2 separate regions of the Homo sapiens genome follow, and region 1 is linked to region 2. Evidence: read pairs that join two places in POLR2A ChIA-PET (ENCODE). Cell type or tissue: MCF 10A. All regions are shown on one strand. Region 1 overlaps FARSB (phenylalanyl-tRNA synthetase subunit beta). Region 2 overlaps LOC105373903 (a long non-coding RNA gene).

Region 1 (2,500 bases), 120 kb before region 2:
TAATATCATTAGAGATAGCAAACAGTAAGGCTTTTCTTTGTAATATCTTGTAATAGGAAGGTAGCTGCATTCTTGCCACTGGCATACATTTTCATTCAAACAAGTATATATTAATTTATTCAGTCAACAAGTAATAAAGTGGTAAACAAGAGAAAAAGTCACTACCTTCACAGAATTTATATTTCAGTAAGATTTCTGAAAATGTATTAAATAATTGAGAAAAAGTTTGCTCATAATTCATATATTTACCAAACAACCCCTCTGAAAAGTTTAAAATCTTTTAAAATTTCATTAATGTTCCACAATTTAAACAATTATATCTCAAATGTGTTTTAAACATGCATTGGATATTATTATCCAAAATTATTTATGGAAAGCAAAGGCTTTGTTCTTTTTCATTCCTAGGTTAAAAAAAAATGTTTTTTTAAGGGCTAGGGGCTAAGTATATAATCATTTTAGCAAATGATCAAAGAAAATCACATTTTTTAGAAGGGTAAGCTTTGGACCAGGCACAGAGGCTCACAGCTATAATCCCAGCACTTTAGGAGGCTGTAGGGGAAGGATCCTTTGAGCTCAGGAATTTGAGAGCAGCCTGGGCAACATAGTGAAACCCCATTTCTAAACAATACAAAAAATTAGCTGGGTGTGGTGGCGTGTGCCTGTACTCCCAAATACTCAAGAAGCTGCAGGGGAAGGATCCTTTGAGCTCAGGAATTTGAGACTAGCCTGGGCAACATGGTGAAAACCCATTTCTAAAAAATACAAAAAATTAGCCAGGTGTGGTGGCGTGTGTCTGTACTCCCAAATACTCAAGAAGCTGCAGGGGAAGTATCCTTTGAGCTCAGGAATGAGACCAGCCTGGGCAACATGGTGAAACCCCATTTCTAAAAAATACAAAAAACTAGCCGGGTGTGGTGGCGTGTGCCTGTACTCCCAAATACTCAGGAGGCTGAGGTGGGAGGATCACTTGAGCCTGGGAAGCAGAGGTTGCAGTGAGCCAAGACTGCACCACTGCATTCCAGTCTGGGCAAAAGAGCCAGACCCTGTCTCAAAACAAAAAAAAAAGAGTAAGCTTTGTTTCTCTTTCCTCCCCACTTTATACAGACATGTACAAAAGAAAATTTTTAAAAGAAAAATAAGAATTTGTCCTTATTACCTCTTCTGTGATAATCAATTTCTGGATTTTTCCATCAGGCATTACCCGTTTATACACTGGAGCCTTTATCCTAAAATAATATTTAAATGAATTTACTCATAATTAATCAAGACATTATATAAAATAATTACATTCTATGCTGTATATAGGAAGTATACAAAATGAATTAGGGCAATGGGTTGAGTTACAGCAAGTCAAATTTTGGCTGAACACTAAAAAAAAAAAACAAAAAAAAAAACTAACAAACTTTTTAACATTTAAAGTTGTCCAAAAATGACATAAGATGCCTCATAGTAATGTATTTCCTATCACTAGCATCCCAGCAGAGGCTACAAACCATTAACTGAGCAACCGTTTAAGGAGCATTTCAACATCAGCTGAGGGACTGGATTAGATAACCTTTAAGTTATGATAGTTATTCTAACCATGAGATTCTGAGCTTCTAGGAAGAAACAGAGCTTATGGAAAATACAGATTCCCTGGTTCCATCTGGCCCTACTGAATAAAATAAGTGAAGACAAAGATTTGGTAAATGGTGCATTTTGAAGGCATCTCTAGGGAACTCTTATCATAGGGAGAAGTTGGGAACTACTGTTTTAAGGCAGTGCTTCTCAAATTTCAATGTGCTTACAATCAATTGGGGAGTTTGTTAAACCACAGATTCTGATTAATAGGTGTTGGGTGGCGACTAAGACTGCATTTCTAGTAAGTTCTCATGTGATTCAGATGCTGCTGGTCCATGGACTCACTTTAAGTAGAAAACATTTTAAGTTGCTTTCCTAATTCTGTCTGATCATAAAAATCACAAGGTGACTGGTAAAAATACAGATTCTCACTGGGCAGGTTTGGGAAACGAACTCTCAGGAGTTATCCTTGATCCTAAAATAAAAGCATCTGATTGTCCCATAGGAAACCAACTGAGTCAACTCTAAAATTTTAACCATCCTTAACCTAATGCCTAATTATCACCATTTCACCAATACCCATCACTCACCTAAACCCTCACAATTTCAGAATCTAGCCCATCAGTTAGAACTCTTATTCTTTTGCAGCTGACCAGATAATGAAGAAGTAATCAAAAATAAAAACAATTTTTAATAGCTGTTCATTTTTTTCACTGTATATATTTGTTATCCTCTATCTTTTTTTTTTTTTTTGAAACAGAGTCTCCCTCTGCTGCCCAGGCTGGAGTGCAGTGGTGCAAATCTCGACTCACTGCAACCTCCACCTCCCAGGTTCAAACGATTCTGTGCCTCAGCCTCCTGAGTAGCTGGGATTACAGGTGCACGCCACTATGCCTGGCTAATTTTCATATTTTTAGTAGAGACGGGGTTTCACCATGTT
Region 2 (2,500 bases):
GAGGCTGAAAACCCCTGCTCTAGACCAATAGACTCTGTTGTTTTAAATACTAACATTATGGGCAAAACCCAGTGGCTCAAGTCTGTAATCCCAGCACTTTGGGAGGCCAAAGTGGGAGGATCACTTGAGGCCAAGAATTTGAGACCAGCCTGGGCAACATAGCAAGACCCTGTCTCTACAAAAAAATTAAAAATCAGCTAGGTGTGGTGGCACACACCTGTAGTCCTGACTACTTGAGAGGCTGACGCGGGAGGATGACTTGAGCCAGTAGTTCCAGGCTGCAGTAAGCCAAGATCGCTCCATTGCACTCCAGCCTGGGCAACAGAGTGACAGCCTATCTCTATTAAGCAAATTATAGACTATAAGCATTGGCCAATGAGAACTAACTGCAGTATCCATAAAACTGAAACTTGAAAGATGAAATAATTTGAAAATCAGTAATAACTCAATAGCCATGCACATAACTGATGAGTGGCAAAAAAGAAAATCTATCTTGAGAAGCTAAGGATTTAATAGCAAAGATTTTTTTCTTTCTTTCTTCTTTTTTTTTTTTTTTTTTTTTTTTTGAGATGAGGTCTCACTCTGTCTCCCAGGCTGGAGTGCAGTGGTGTGATCATAGCTCACTGCAGACTTGAACTCCTGGGCTCAAGTGAAATTCTTCTGCCTTAGCCTTCTGAGTAGCTGGGACTAAAGGCATGAGCCATCACACCCAGCTGCAAAGATTTTTTTAAAAATAAACTAAACCCACTGTCATCAACCTCACCCTACTCGTCTCCTCCTGTCCTCTCTGCACCTTGCTCTGGTCAAAACATTGCTTCCTGCTTCCTGTAAACCTCCATGCCTTTGTGCAGTGTTTTCTCTGCCTGGAATGTCCTTTCCCCTCTCCTTCATCTGGCATATTTCTACCTCTTATAGCCCCAAAATGTCACTGGCTGCTGCTCTTCTGAGCACTGCCCCTTTCCCTCCTGGCCTCATTCCTCCCCTTTCAGCCTCCAGCATCTCTCACTATTGCACACACATTCCTGGGTGTCCATGTCTGTCCGTACCTGCCCTTTGCTTAAGAGCCTACCCTGGGGGAATTACCAGGACTGAATCCCACTCCAGAGTCTCTGTTCATTGGGCTGGGTGAGGCCTGGGCATTTGTATTTTCAAGCACCTAAGCCAGCGTTAAGAACCATTGTTCTCAGACAGAGGCCAGTCTCCTCAACTCAGGGAACTCTGAGGCTGCCCTAACCAGAGTCTCTATTTCAGAATCATTTCTCACCCTCAGCATCTTGACCTCTTTACTTCCTAGCCATATTCCCAAATGCTCCATTCACACACAAAACCAAAAGAACAACTGCAATAATTTTCCTTAATAACTTAAGTCTATTTGTTTAAATTTTGGAAAAGACAGGGAATGATGAAGCTGAAATTGATTCACCACTAATCCCAGAGCCAAGGGGTAACCACTGGCATATTTTAGTATTTCCTATCAGTACTGTCCTGGGGCATAGTCATCCATAAAGTCACACCCTGTCCTGCAGATGTGCCTCTCTTCATATGACTACTCCTCCTTGGAATGTCTGCCCCCACCTCCATCCCTTAGCAAGCTACTGGAAAGTCCTCCATGCCTTCACTCTAAGCGTCTTTTTCAACGTATTTTCCTGACTAATCTCAGGTAGATGGAATGTCTTCTCTCATATCTTCGTTTCTATAGGACTGTACATCCACCTTGATTTTGGTGCTGATTACAAGCTGAAAGTCTCCTGCAGGACTGTGAGATCTATGAGTGTAGGGATTCATGAATTTTTCTCATGCATGCTTTTTGGTTTGCATTTTAATCCCTGATGCATAGCACAGGGCCCGGCTGGAAGACAGCTGTAGTCAATGTTTATTGAATGTTGAATTTGCTTCCGCAATTGAATTAGAGAATAAGATATGCTCCTTGGTGAAGCCATTCTAGAGGGTGGCAGTTCAGCAATTGCTATGGCATATATATTTTAATCCCATATATATATATGTATTTTTTCTTTTTTTGAGGCAGAGTCTCACTCTGTCGCCCAGGCTGGAGTGCAGCGGCGCCATCTCGGCTCACTACAAGCTCCGCCTCCTGGGTTCATGCCATTCTCTTGCCTCAGCCTCCCGAGTAGCTGGGACCACAAGTGCCCGCCACCATACCCAGCTAATTTTTTTGTATTTTTAGTAGAGACGGGGTTTCACCGTGTTAGCCAGGATGGTCTTGATCTCCTGACCTCGTGATCCGTCCATCTCGGCCTCCCAAAGTGCTGGGATTACAGGCGTGAGCCACCACGCCCGGCCGGCCTACAAATATATTTTAATTTGGCTTTCTTCCTTTTTATGCTTAACATTATTCACCAGGCACAGTGGCTTATGCCTGTGATCTTTAGCACTTTGGGAGCTGAGGTGGGAGGATTGCTTGAGCTTAGGAGTTTGAGACTGGTCAAAATAGTGAGATCCCATGTCTAAAAAAATTTTTTTTTAATTAGCCAGGTATGGT

What was found. Peaks named below come from ENCODE experiments on the same cell type or tissue, not always from the same donor. Only the 100,000 strongest peaks of a DNase experiment are listed, where the experiment ranks them.
Region 1: POLR2A ChIA-PET joins it to region 2 with 5 read pairs; 3 of 35 experiments call an interaction of 5 or more read pairs at or near these places.

Annotation. Positions count from the first base shown.
Region 1 is chr2:222,639,706-222,642,205 of GRCh38, forward strand. It overlaps FARSB (phenylalanyl-tRNA synthetase subunit beta), which reads right to left. Exons shown (of 17, transcript NM_005687.5): 4 at 1,157-1,226. Among named protein-coding and RNA genes, the nearest start is that of FARSB, 15 kb to the right of the region's middle. In MCF 10A, no CTCF peak of the experiment used is centred here; no DNase peak of the experiment used is centred here.
Region 2 is chr2:222,755,626-222,758,125 of GRCh38, forward strand. The region is part of intron 2 of LOC105373903 (a long non-coding RNA gene); the gene reads left to right. Among named protein-coding and RNA genes, the nearest start is that of MOGAT1, 85 kb to the left of the region's middle. In MCF 10A, no CTCF peak of the experiment used is centred here; a DNase peak (open chromatin) is centred at 1,546.